Regions from separate parts of the Homo sapiens genome. Here all the other regions are linked to region 1. The links are chromatin contacts, found by Hi-C in ENCODE. All regions are on one chromosome and are shown on one strand. Each heading gives the region's core, a stretch centred on a gene start or an enhancer-like site at or near the end of the contact. The rest is flanking DNA. Distances are from core to core; before and after follow the strand shown.

Region 1 (4,292 bases), core at 682-3,181:
GAGGCATGTCCAACTCCGCCTTTCCATCATGGCCTGAGCTAGATTTTCAGGCTAAATTTGGAATGCTCTAGGCCAAGAGAAAGGGTCCATACAGATGTTCAGAGGGGATCAGCATTTTATTTTTGATTTATAAGAGTAACTTTACAATGCAGAAACATGACAAATACTACCTCAACCAGATGATCAAAAATAATATTAATAGCCATAAATCATGTTTATAGTATGTACCCTTCATGTGAAGCACTGAGAATGGCACTTTACCTCTGTAGTCTTCTCAAAACCATAAACCCAATCTAATCATGAGAAAAATATCAATCACATCTCCATTAAGAGACATTCTACAAAATACCTGGTTAGTACCCCTCAAAGTGGTCCAGATCATCAAAAACAATGAAAGCCTGGAACACTGTCATGGCCAAGAAGAGTAAGAAATAAGACAAGCAAACGTAATATGGTATCCTAGATAGGATCCTGGAGCAGAACAAGGACATTAGGTAAAAACTAAGGAAATCAGAAATAAGTATGGACTTTAATTAATAATGTATCACTGAGTTCATTAACTATGAAACACTTGCCAGGTTAATGTAGAATATCCAAAATAAGGTAAACTGGGTTTACTAGGGTATATGGGAATTCTCTTATATCACATTCACAAATTTTTGTATGAATTTTGTGAACCTATTCTAAAATAAAGTTTACTTAAAAATAATGCTTATTATATTAAAATTTTTAAAAACTGTTTTTAAAGATTAGTCAGTGCATCTTCTTCTTGCTGAACTGCCTGAATGTCACAGAAGACTTCCTTTACTATCCAGACTTCAACATCATCTATTGTTTGTTATCAGTTACTCATAAAAATGCCTAAAATCTACTTGGCAGCCTCTCTATGAATATTCATTTACATATTAAGAACTAGACATTGTTGGCCGGGCGCAGTAGCTCACGCCTGTAATCCCAGCACTTTGGGATGCCGAGATGGGAAGATCACGAGGTCAGGAGTTCAAGATCATCCTGGCTAACACGGTGAAACCCCGTCTCTACTAAAAATACAAAAAATTAGCCAGGCGTGGTGGCGGGCGCCTGTAGTCCCAGCTACTGGGGAGGCTGAGGCAGCAGAATGGCGTGAACCCGAGAGGCGGAGCTTACAGTGAGCCGAGTGCACCACTGCACTCCAGCCTGGGCGACAGAGAGAGACTCAGTCTCAAATAAATAAATAAATAAATAAAATTAAAAACTAGACATTGTTGAGAGAGTTGATGAAAAATTAAGAATAATAAAGGGAAACAAGGCTCATGTCTCCCTTAAAGGAACAGGGCTTGCTGCCAGGCTGCAATTCATTTCTAGCACAGCCCTAAATAGGATGCTATTTGTGTGATTTCCATCTCCCTACACTGAAAACAATGGATGAGTTAATTAACCCTCTACACACCCTGAAAACTTGTTCTTTCAAGCATGGATTTTTGACTTCCGACAGGTTTGGAGTGAGACAAATTTGAGTACAGGGCCCTTCCCGTCCCAGGGCAGCCAATTCTCAGTCCTATTTGTTTTTCAACATGAAAGGCTTATTCCAAGATCTACCAAGTATCCTGGGAAATTGGTCTGGGAACCTGCTTAGCTCTACTATTCCTGCCTTATACATAAGTCAAGAAGCTCCAAAGGGTAGCATTTTGATAAATCATTCTTAGTTCATTTTGCCACAACTCTATGTCCCAAGCCCTCGTGGTTTTGTTTTTATTTCTGATTTTATGGCAGACATTGTTAATCTATCACTGAATCCATTCTCACTGAGTAGGCCAGATAGGCAGACAGGCTCATTTCCTGTTTTCATGTGGTTTAGAGAAAAGATCAAAAGCCCTTTACTCAAACTGTAGCTTACCTAACTTCCAGCCAATCAGCAACAAAAAACCCAAGAAGCTATTAACCACAAGTTCCTGCTTTAGGGGGATAGGGACTTCCCTTCGGCTCCACATGTGCAGGTAGCCTTAAACTTTAACTTATAATTGCCCCTCCCCCTCATTTTAATACTAAAAGTCACACAGCCAGTAGTGGAGATTTAAAACGGTAATATTACATGTGGTGTATGAAGAAACATGTAGAGCCATTGCACAAGTGCTAGAAAAAACCCTCCTATACATGCCCTGATGAAATCCTTCCCTATAGAAAGTCCGCATAAAACAAATCCACATACTACCCTCCAGGAGCAGCCTGCCCTTTTCCTTTTGTGGTGCCGACTTCCTTGTGCACAAGCTAAAATAATGCTTTCTCTTTCTCTATGCTGCTATATCTAGTGATCTCTCTTGATTTCTATTGTCATCTTTCTTGAGACATTACAAGAACAAAGGGCACTGATAACACCTGTATGCAGCTTCAGAATCAGGCTTAACTCAGCAACTCAGTGGATAGGGAAGGCACGATTGGCTCAGGCTGGAATCAGGTGGACCTATCTTCCTTATCAGCAGATGAGCAATTATATGAGAAGTCATGATTTACTCTAATGACATTATGTCTTCTCTGGAAGGAAAAAAATTAATCCTAGAGACAGAGCGCCTCAAAGCCAGGATATCGTAAGTGTATTGACAGCTGAACTCAGACAAAATTATGGACGAGACTAAATTAAGTTTCAAGTCTCCTCCCACATGCCCACCTCTTAGTTTCTCCATAATTAAGCCTGCTTGGAGTGATTACCATACTTCATTCCCTTCCAAAATATATTTTTTCTTCTATTTCCTCCACCACAAAACTTAGTAATTTATAGACTCATTGCTTTAAAAATAACCTTTCGGCCTTAGCACACCTTAGACATTTAAGAAAATGCTGGCTTATCTGATAAGTGGGGAAAAAAGTGTCAAGAAAAAAATGCTCATTAGATGCAAGGAGTGCTTCCAATTAGGTAGTTAAATATGCTGAATCCTGTAAATCTTTGTATAGCAACACATGGCAGATTATAACTGCTGGGATGACCCTTACATATAGTGAATATGAAATAGTCAAACAGTAAAGTCCTAGCTAGGTGGCTGGGTGGCACTCCGTTTTAAGTAATTTTTAAAACCAACCACAATATCCCCACTGGGAAATTTGCTACACAGAAAGTGGCCACTGTTTACAGCCATTGGTCACTCTCCAACCCAACAACTCATTTATTCTTCATAACTCTTATCAATATGCAGAAATATTTACTTGTATTATTATTATTTATTACATATGTTCCCTTACTAGAATTTAAGCTTCAAGAAAAAAAGAACCTTGACCATGACTAGATCCTTAGGAACTAAATAAATATTTGTTGAAAGAATAAATGAATCTAAAACCCAAGCCTTTGACAGTACCCCATAATTAAAGCCAGAGATAATTATAGAATCCCATTCTTCTTAGCTACTGAGAAAATTTTAGAAGATACTTTATCAATGTATATGTATAATACATATATTATATACAAATATATGCACATTTTACATAAAGACCAGAAAATATGATGGTATAACTTAATGTTGAAGAGAAAGAAAGGGGCAAAGGGAAAGGCGGCTTTTTAGACACTAAGTAAAATTTGGCCACTTGGTAATTTTCCCTTAGGTAGGACCTCATCAGAAAGCCTACTTAATTTAATGCAGTTGAGATTTTTCCAGGTGTCAGCCTTCATGCTGATGATATTTCTCAAAACTTCTTATTATATCTTTCAAAATAAGCAATTCCAACTTCTTTACTCATCCTTTAGGAGTCCTGTTGTTTCTTCTCTATTGGATCCAGCTATGAATTACTCTGGCACTTGAGATTTCACTTGCACCTTATATCAGAGACTGTGAAAGCAAATGCTTACAAGACCAGGAAGATAACAATAATGAGTGATACCTTGGTCTTTTTGTGAAAATGTTTTTCATTGTATGAATGAGGGGTATGTACCCACACAGAGTGGTGGAGGTTGCTATGTGTAGCTCCTGTCAATTGTTGTGATACCAGAATTAAGACCCTCCACCACCGGATCATCTAATATTTCAAGAGAATCCAGAAATCTGGATTGTATGAGAAAATTATAGTCTTCAGTTGGATTGATTTTTATAAACCACTTGAGGATACACAAGTTAGGTCTATGTATCCAGTGCAACATGCTATCAGTTGTTTTTCAATTCTAAAATAATGATACTCTGGTTACTTTTCTCAAGACATATGCAGACTTTGGCTCTCTAAGACCTTTGACTAGCTGTGTTAGGACACATTAGTCTACCAGACTGTGTGGGGCAAGCAACATATCATGCAGCACCCTCGTTTAATAGTGATTACAGCAGTTTCACCCAGCT
Region 2 (4,717 bases), core at 1,184-3,683, 3.6 Mb after region 1:
GGATGACAAGAAAACACTAAAAGTGAGTAAACCCCTTCATATGGATTTTAAACAATTGTTTCAAAAGATACAAGTCAGGCTGGGCACTAAAAAGAAAGCAACTCCATTACACTAATAGGTGCATAGTGCCTGGAACATAACAGTGCCCAATGAGTGGATGTGAGTGGATGAATGCAAGAAGGAATAAATGGAAGTCAACTCCCTGTCCTTCAGTGAATAACACACCCAATGGATATCATGAAGGATCTTAATCTTAAATGGTTTTCTCACAACATCCAGCCCATTTTTAGACTACTTTTTTTTTTTTTTTCTGAGACAGAGTTTCACTCTTGTTACCCAGGCTGCAGTGCAATGAATGGTGAGATCTTGGCTCACTGCAACCTCCGCCTCCCGGGTTCAAGTGATTCTCCTGCCTCAGCCTCCCGAGTAGCAAGGATCACAGGCGTGTGCCACCATGCCCAGCTAATTTTTGTATTTTTAGTAGAGATGGGGTTTCGCCATGTTGGCCAGGCTGGTCTTGAACTCCTGACCTCAGGTGATCTGCCCGCCTCGGCCTCCCAAAGTGCTGGGATTACAGGCATGAGCCACGCGCCAGGCCTAGACTACCTTCTTAAAGGTTAACCAATTTATGGTCAGAAAGCCAATTTTAATGGTAGCTACAATATAACATTAGAACGATAAATCTCATGCCCCAAACATGTACATAATGTATCTGAAAGCTAAGTGAAAACTGAGTCACTTTCTCATACATGGCAGTGTTTTTTCTTTTTTTTTTATTCAATAGAAGCCACATACAGGGACAGTAAGTTTCACCTATCATCAAAAAATAGTCAAAAGAACCTCTCTACACTGTAAGCTCCTAGAGGCCATGGGTAGCGGTGTCTCTGAAACCCTGACAAAGTCTGTAGGCAGCAGGGATTCAATAAATGTGGGCTAAATGACTAATAAAGCCCTCAAGAGCTTGTTTAAAAAAAAGTATCAGAAGGCCAGGCACCTGTGGCTCACGCCTGTAATCCCAGCACCTTGGGAGGCCGAGACGCGCGGATCACGAGGTCAGGAGATTGAGACCAGCCTGGCCAACATGGTGAAACCCCGTCTCTACTAAAAATACAAAAAATTAGCCAGTCATGGTGGCAGGCGCCTGTAGTGCCAGCTACTCGGGAGGCTGAGGCAGGAGAATGGTGTGAACCCAGGAGGTGGAGCTTGCAGTGAGCCGAGATCGCGCCACTGCACTCCAGCCTGGGGGACAGAACAAGACTCTGTCTCAAAAAAAAAAAAAAAAAAAAAAAAAGGCCGGGCGCAGTGGCTCACGCCTGTAATCCCAGCACTTTCGGAGGCCGAGGCGGGCGGACCACGAGGTCCGGAGATCGAGACCATCCTGGCTAACACGGTGAAACCCTGTCTCTACTAAAAAAAAAAATACAAAAAATTAGCCGGGCGTGGTGGTGGGCGCCTGTAGTCCCAGCTACTCGGGAGGCTGAGGCAGGAGAATGGCGTGAACCCGGGAGGCGGAGGTTGCAGTGACCCGAGATCGCGCCACTGCACTCCAGCCTAGGCGACAAAGCAAGACTCCGTCTTAAAAAATAAAAAATAAATAAAATAAAATAAATAAAATTCAGCCAGGCATGGTGGCACGCGCCTGTGATCCCAGCTACTCGGGAGGCGGAGGCTGCAGTGAGTCCAGATGGATCCACTGCACTCCAGCCAGGGCAACAAGAGAGACTCCACCTAAAAAAAAAAAAGTATCAGAAAAGCAATCAACTTGGAAATAGAATGCAGATAAAGTTGAGGTTGAGCACTGGATAAATGAAAAAGTTCAGTCAACAAACATTTACCTACTACCTACCAGGTGCCTGGAGTCATTACCAAACAGACCCTGCCCTCCTGCAACTTAAGACCTACAAATACCCGTGTAGAGTTAGAACCGGGGAGTGCTCTCGGGGGGGCCTAGGGCATAGTGCTTAGGAAGGACACAGAACAACGAGGGGGCGTCAGCACAGGCTTCTTTATAGGGTGAGATCTGAGGGGTGGGAGGCTGGGGGAGGGCCTGGGGGTGCGCACGCAGGGGCCCCCGGCTCCGGGAGCGGGACCGGCGGCAGAGGCCCCAGTGGGCCGCGCCGCTCTCTTAGTGTTTCTGGGGTCGCCTCACACTCCCGCCCGCTGCGACACCACTCCGGCCTCCGGGCGTGTCATTCCATCATTCAACTAACCCGGTCCCCATACGTGGGCCCAGGCGGGGTGCCCAGGCTCCGTGGTGGGGAGGAGACGCAAAGCGAACGCGGGTGGCCCCTGAGGGCGCCCTGTCCCTCCCGCGCGCGGGTAGTCACCTGAGCGGCTCAGCACCTCCCACTCGTGGGGCCTGCAGAAAATCGCGGCCAGGACCGAGAGCTCCTCCTGCACAGGCTCCGCCATGGCTGTGGGCCCCACCGCCTCAGCGCTTCCCCTTCCGCTGCCGCAGCCGCCGCCTCCACCGGCCAGGAGCAGCACTGCCCGCGGCCACCCGGGGGCGCCCCGCGCCTCCGCAACCGGGCGGGACGGGGGCGGGGCGAGACGGAGCTGGGGCGAAGCGAAACGGGACGTGGGCGAGGCGAGTCCGGGCGAGGGTCAGGGCAGACGGGGCGGGCGGGGCCCTTAGAAGTTCCGCCCAGAAGCTCCTGCTCAGTAACTACAGACGCGAAGCTCAGCCTCTCGGTTTGGGAATTTTCTTGGAGGCCGAGGCCCTGCGCCTCTGTCTGCACCCAAGGCGACCGCCCAGCTTACCCCCGGCTCTTCTGAGCACAGGGAGGCCTCCCAGCAAAGCCTGAACCCTCTAAGTTTAGCTGCAGGCTTCGAACCCCGACCGTCCCCGCCGAGCCTTGGGCTGCTGAGGTGGGGATGAACTGGGCGAAAGACACTTGGGAGTTAGGAAGAAACAAACAAGCAGGGAAGTGACCAGGAGACAAGGTGAGACTTTGCCCGGCTCAGGTCTGAACTGAGTGTTGGAGATAACCACAGTTAACAAAATAAACAAAATTATTCGCCCCCGTGGAGCTGTTAGCAACCCTGGTGCCTGGGAAGCCTGGAAGAGGCTCGGGTTAGTAACAACCTCCAGGATGCCCTCCGAACTGGTACTGGCGCCGGGACTCTAGACAAGGTCCAGATTCCCGGGCCCTTCCCCTTACGGGTGCAAAAAGGGAGGGTCAGGACCTGCCAGTCCTGGCTTCAGGATGTTGACTGGACGGACCTGGACTCATGGGAACTGTGCGCCAAAGTCCTGGGAGCAAAGTGTCATAACGCTCCTCGTTTGTCTCTTGCCTTCACAGGAGACAGCCCTGCTGCAAGCGGCCAGTGGGAATCCTTGGCCTTTGGGGGTATGATCCAAGAATGTAAACGCTAGCTTTTCAGTGTTTTCGATTTCGTGATATTCAATGCATACAATACAATGTGACTCTTGAAGCTTAATAATAAAATTATCATTCTTGAGCCCAGCACCTAAATTTTAAAATGTGAGCAATACCAATAGGGTAACAGAATAAGCAATCCATTCTGTTTTGACTATAGTGAACAAGATTACAAGACTTATCTGCAGTTAGGTCTGTCTCTCGGATGTTTGCCTGGTCTTTTTGCTGTTCAAATAACAGTTTAAAATTTGGCAGTCCCCACAAGCAGCTGGTCTTGCTCATGGAGTTCTCACAACTTTTGTTTGTATGAGAAATCACATTTCATGAGATAAATCTGGGAATTTAGGTTGTTAGGCAGTGACTCCAGTCACTGACCTACGGAAGTCAGAACAAAGTTGGCTGATTTTAAAACCCTGCATCCATTCACCATTACCATTCCCGCTGTTGGTAAAAAAGGAATCTGATAAAGGAAAAGATACTGGCTTCCCGGAACAGAAAGGAAACCTAACAAGATGGACTGCAGGGAAAATGCTTTTCAGAAGATGCCATGGGATTTCAGTGACCCCGAGTAATTAGGAGCACATAATTGGGAAGATGAAGGCTTATTTAAATGCAGTTATCTCTGATATGGCCAATTGGCTTGAAGAAAAAAAAAACTCCTTTATTTCCAAAATAACAGACGTTCCAGCAGTTCAGTAGGTTCATAATTAACTGCTAAAGAGATTGAACAAAAGAATACGTTTTTAATTTAAAATATTACTAAGTTATTTTAATTCGAAATCCAGTGTTACTATGAAAAGTCAAACAATTTGGTTTTTGACTTATTTATTGAAAATAATCTATAAAATAGGCTGGGCGCAGTGGCTCATGCCTGTAAGCCCAGCACTTTGGGAGGCCGAGGCGGGTGGATCACCTGAGGTCAGGAGTTCGGGACCAGCCTGACCAACATGGTGAAATGCTGTCTCTACTAAAAATACAAAATTTAGCTGGGCGTGGTGGCAAGCACCTATCATCCCAGCTACTCAGGAGGCTGAGGCAGGAGAATCGCTTGAACCCGGGAGGCGGAGGTTGCAGTGAGCCGAGATCGCACCTTTGCACCACTCCAGCCTAGGCAACCAAGCGAGACTCCGTCTCAAGAGCAAAAAAAAATCTATAAAATATTCAAATAGTTTTTACTTATTTTTAATTTTCCAAATTCACTATAAGTGAGATGAGTGAAATAACATGAAGAGCAAAATTACAGCTGTAGGAAGGATTAGGAGGCAGTTGCTAAAGCCTGCTGTCAGCAATAGGTCCATGAAAATTGATTAAAGAGTACATCAATCTATGATTTAAAA
Region 3 (4,989 bases), core at 996-3,495, 3.8 Mb after region 1:
GGGAGGCTAAGCCAGGCGAATTGCTTGAATCCCAGAGGTGGAGGTTGCAGTGAGCCGAGACCGTGCCACAGAGCAAGACTGGGGGGGAGGGGCAAAAAAGACCCGACAAGATAACCTCTTTTTTGGCTATGGAGATTGCCCTGTTGGATGTAACCATCCACACATCCCATTCTGGGACCACTAGTGTCTTAAGTATCAGGTAAGACTGTTTCAGGTTGAAGACATTATTAGGAATGGCAGAGTGGGCATATACAAGTAAATGATACTCCTTGTATTATCCTTGAGCTGTTTTTCTTACTACACCAAAGACCCTACCTCTGGACTTCCAACTACGCATTTGTAAGCCCAGAGAATTCTGATTCCATTAAAATTTGAGAGACACTGACTTCTAAGTCCACAACTATGAACTTTCTCCACCCTTACTAGCTAAGTAGACTTAGGCAAATTATTTAACTTTTATGGAATCTACTTCTTTGTCTGTAAAAAGGGAACTAATATCCACTTTAAGGTCTTACTGCGAGAATGTATAGTTAAGAAGATTTGATGGAGCCGGGCGCAGTGGCTCATGCCTGTAATCCCAGCACTTTGGGAGGTAGAGGCGGGCAGATCACCTGAGGTTAGGAGTTCGAGACCAGCCTGGCCAACATGGTGAAACTCTGTCTCTACTAAAAAAAAAAAAAAAAAAAATAGCCAGGCATGGTGGTGCATGCCTGTAGTCCCAGCTACTTGGGAGGCTGAGGCAGGAGAATCGCTTGAACCTGGGAGGTGGGGGTTGCAGTGAGCCAAGATTGTGCCACTGCACTCCAGCCAAGCGACAGAGTGAGACTCTGTCTCAAAAAAAAAAAAAAAGAAAAGAAAAGAAAAGAAAGAAGATTTGATGGAAGACAATTTGGAAAGTGTTGTAAGGTCCACGGACTCTACTCACAAAGTCTCCCAAACTTGCTTGCTGATAGGAATGGACACGCTGGTTACATAAGCTAATCCCAGGTGCCCGATCCCCGGAAATTCTGATTCAGTGTTTCCTAATGGACCCTGGGAGTCTGCACCTTTAATAACACATTCTAGGCTCCAGGTAAGTGTGGTGATCAGGCAAGTTTGAATTTAGCAAAGGAATACAGGATGCAGTACTCCTGTCCAGCAGGACTCAGATTTCTGGTTTCTGATTCTAGATCTGACGCTATTCCACTTGGGCAAGCAGTTGCACCTTTCTGAACCTTTTTACTCATCTGTATACCTGTTCAATATAACCTACAGGTAGGTCTATGGTGGACCGAAGGCAAATTATATTTGGGGTGAAGGGGCTCCTGATCTTAGTATTTTATGTTGTCGTAATGTGGATTAATTAGACATAATTAATTTATTAACAATTAATTAATTAGACATAAGCAAAATTGAGATTGAAGGGGGTGTTGGCAGATCATCATTTTGGCTGAGGACATGAGAAACACACTGGAAATGCTTTGTGATAAAATTAACTGAATATTAATTGTAGGACTGTGCCTTGTCTATCCTGCTACCTAGAGCCACTGAGCTTTGCAATCCTCTTAGGAGTGTGGCTTACCTTTAGGTGGTCACCCTCAACTACTCTGGTCACACTGAGAGCTGTGAAAACCTCGAGAAAAGTTAAAAACATACATGTTGGGAGACAGGGGGTTTGGATGAGGGCCCTAAATTCGATGTTTAAGCCTAGGGTCCTTACTGGCGAACACTTTCAGTAATGTCTGTGTGCAACAGAAACATTTCTCTTGGCATTAAAAAAAAAAAAAGAAAGAAAGAAAGGATGTATTCCCTTAGCTTCAGGTGGCATTCACGAAGTTGACAGAGCCAGAACACCTCCTAACTGGGGAGTTTCGGGACCTTTAGGGCGCAGAGACTGCCTGACCTCGTCGTGGGCGTAAATCAAGCTTCCCCAGCGCTTAACTTTACAATTTTCAGCTTACGCTTGGCTGCAGCTGCGCACAATCCGCGCAGAAGCAGGGGTTCCGCTGACAAACGTGAACGTACAGAACGTAGAAACCTTTTAACGCTAATATGCAGTTTCCCTGTATGGCTGTTGTGCATTATTAATCTAGGTATTGCGTATTTAGTTTAGGAAACACGAATACTACATGATAAATGAGGTAAAATGGATTGTGACTGGGACCTCAGCTTCTCCGTCGCCTCCACTCCTCCCAGCTCAGGAAAGACCAGCCCACCAAGACGTGCGTCCTCCGCGTTTGAGTCGCTTCGGCACCCGTAGTTGTGAACTTTGACAGCGGCTGGTCCCCGGAAGTTGGACGCATGCGCCGTTTCTCTGCATGGTGTGCGTTCTCGTTCTAGCTGCGGCCGCAGGAGCTGTGGCGGTTTTCCTAATCCTGCGAATATGGGTAGTGCTTCGTTCCATGGACGTTACGCCCCGGGAGTCTCTCAGTATCTTGGTAGTGGCTGGGTCCGGTAAGTATCGAGGAGGCGACTGTCGGACTTGGGTTGGTCACTACAAACCCCAGAGTGCACCGCGACGCTCTTCCCTGGTACCCTTAGCACTTCTTGGAGTGTTGCATGCAGAGATTTGTAGTTTCTCTGCCTTGCCGGAACCGGGCAGTCCAGCCAGGGTAGGGGCTGGTTTGCTGACGCGGCCCAGAGGTTTTTTTTATGACAAGTAATTTACACTTGTCTATAATTAAGACTCTCTGTAGCGTATATTTTTCAAACAATTAGTGAACAGAGAACGTAGAAGCCTTTTGATGCAAACATGCAGTTTCCCCGTATGGCTGTTGTGCATTATTAATCTAGGTATTGCGTATTTAGTTTAGGAAACACGAATGCTACATGACAAATGAGGCAAAATGAATTGTCACATTTATAAATATACAAAGTCCAAGAGGATAAAAACAATGATCTACGGGCTGTAGAACAATACACACGCGGTGGCAGAGTGTGAGCAACACACTGACCTGTCAGGTAATACAATCTAAATCCACCAACTCTGTAGGTGCTTACAATTTTAAATACACATATTTGACAGGGACAGACAGACACACACAGACACAATGTAAACATTTGGGTATGGCAGGAGATTGCATCCAGATAGAACATGTATAGTATGAGTAAATGTACTAAGTTTATGTTCAAGTATAACGCATTACTTTATTCACTTAATCTGTTTTGAGCTGTTAGAAAGACCAAACACTAAACTAACCTCTGGAAATAACAAAACTGACTAACATTACTTGCCACGGAGTGCTGACTCCGTGCTAAGTCCTGTGAGAGATGCAAAGATACAGCAGTAAATGAAATAGAGAATACAAAAAAACTAACAGAAAATAAATCAAAATGAGTATTTGCCACAATGAGATAAATGCTATAATCTTGTAATAATTGTGTAAGAAGTACAAATTGCTATGGCAGTCTTCAGGAAGGGCACTACTTTATCAGGTCTTAAAAAACAGACAGCTTCCTGGAAGAAATGATGCTAAACTGAAACTTGAAAGATGACCCAGAATTAGTCAGATGAGGGACAGCCAGGGTTTCGAGGGCTGGGAGGATGTGAAAAGAAGGTGATAACACTTGGAATGACCAGAGTTGAGAGAACACTATCGTGTAGAGTTCAATGTAGGGAGGTAAACTGAGTCCAGATTGTAAAGAGTATTTAAAATCTTGCTTTTTTTCTTTTTTATACAGAGTCTCACGCTGTTGCCCAGGCTGGAGGGCAGTGGCGCAGTCTCAGCTCACTGCAACTCCACCTCCCAAATTCAAGCCATTCTCCTGCCTCAGCCTCCCGAGTAGCTGGGATTACAGGCGCACCACCACACTCAGCTAATTTTTGTATTTTTAGTACAGACAGTGTTTCACCATGTTGACCAAGGCTGGTCTTGAACTTCCGACCTCAAGTGATCCTCCTGCCTCAGCATCCCAAAGTGCTGGGGTTGCAGACGTGAGCCACCCCTGGCCTAAAATCCTGCTTTATAAAGCAATTGCTGCTACTCCACTGTTGATATCATGTAGGGGTTAAGACCACAGGCCTCTAGGTTGTCATAACACCACACATGAATCACATTTCTGCCACTTACTACCTTGGGGATCTCAGGCAATTAGTTAACCTCGCTGAACCTTCTGTTTCTACATGGGTTGAGAGAGGACAGGAGAGATTAAATAGGATCATATTTAAAGTGTTTAGGCCGGGCGTGATGGTTCACACCTGTAATCTCAGCAATTTGGGAGGCCGATACAGGCGGATTGCTTGAGCTTAGGAGTTGGAGACCAGCCTGGGCAACATAGTGAAACCCTGTCTCTACATTAAAATAAATAAATAAATTAGGTGGATGTGGTGGCATGCACCTATAGTCCCAGCTATTTGGGAGGCTGAGGTAGGAGGATCACTTGAGTCTGGGAGGTGGAGGTTGCAGTGAGCTGAGATTGTGCCACTGCACTCCAGCCTGGTTGACAGAGTGAGACCCTGTCTCAAAATGAAATAAAATAAAATGATATAATCAAAAGCTTAAATTAAAAAATAAAGTGTTCAGTAAAGTGCTTGACATATAGTGTCAACCTAAAATAATCAAAGGGCTCAATATCCAGTTAGAAGAGTTTATTCAAGCACAAAGCGTGAGATTGGGTGTCTGGGGAGCAAACCTATACCAAAGAATGTAATCAGTGCTCCCCATGTGGGGAAGAATGAAGGTAGTTTGTATACGCAAGAACAGAGATGCTGAACAAAATTACAATATTTTCCATACAAAGGCCAACATACAGATACAAGATTTGGTTGGCTACTGTAAGGGCCAAGGGGAAACTTCCCTTTTGCCCTCTGAAGTTTCACTGAAAATCACTGATGAGGCAGAAATAATAGGAGAAAAGGCATACAAATTTATGAAGCATATATGAAAGTGTTCTGAATGAAGACCCAGAGATACAAGGGAAATGGTCTGTTTTTATGCTTAGGTTCAGCAAAGTATGGACAGCCATGTAGAATTATGACTGGACAAAAGGGTATAATTTAATGCTAATAGA

What was found. A loop is a pair of places that touch in the nucleus more often than their neighbours do. Pooled maps may share reads with other maps.
Region 2: a loop to region 1 is called in a map of naive thymus-derived CD4-positive, alpha-beta T cell, with 33 times the contacts of the local background. The contact joins the promoter of RWDD3 here to the enhancer-like site in region 1. A Hi-C loop is called at or near these places in 1 of 168 maps with a recorded cell type or tissue (naive thymus-derived CD4-positive, alpha-beta T cell), 1 of 37 single-sample maps with no recorded cell type and 6 of 50 pooled maps.
Region 3: a loop to region 1 is called in a pooled map, with 12 times the contacts of the local background. The contact joins the promoter of ALG14 here to the enhancer-like site in region 1. A Hi-C loop is called at or near these places in 5 of 50 pooled maps.

The regions. Positions count from the first base shown.
Region 1 is chr1:98,869,295-98,873,586 of GRCh38, reverse strand. No RefSeq gene overlaps it. Among named protein-coding and RNA genes, the nearest start is that of PLPPR5-AS1, 130 kb to the left of the region's middle. RefSeq lists an enhancer at 1,895-2,014. Within about 2 kb of position 1,931, at least 7 of the 41 ENCODE cell types and tissues checked have a DNase peak (open chromatin) inside an H3K27ac peak, as active enhancers do.
Region 2 is chr1:95,231,926-95,236,642 of GRCh38, reverse strand. It overlaps RWDD3 (RWD domain containing 3), which reads right to left and starts at 2,433. Exons shown (of 4, transcript NM_015485.5): 1 at 2,328-2,433. The coding sequence starts at 2,412. All of the region lies in intron 7 of TLCD4-RWDD3 (TLCD4-RWDD3 readthrough), which reads right to left. It overlaps RWDD3-DT (RWDD3 divergent transcript), which reads left to right and starts at 2,661. Exons shown (of 4, transcript NR_125949.1): 1 at 2,661-2,943. RefSeq lists silencers at 1,973-2,152, 2,363-2,692.
Region 3 is chr1:95,070,207-95,075,195 of GRCh38, reverse strand. ALG14 (ALG14 UDP-N-acetylglucosaminyltransferase subunit) reads left to right here and starts at 2,245. Exons shown (of 4, transcript NM_144988.4): 1 at 2,245-2,433. The coding sequence starts at 2,298. RefSeq lists enhancers at 2,124-2,483, 2,724-2,803.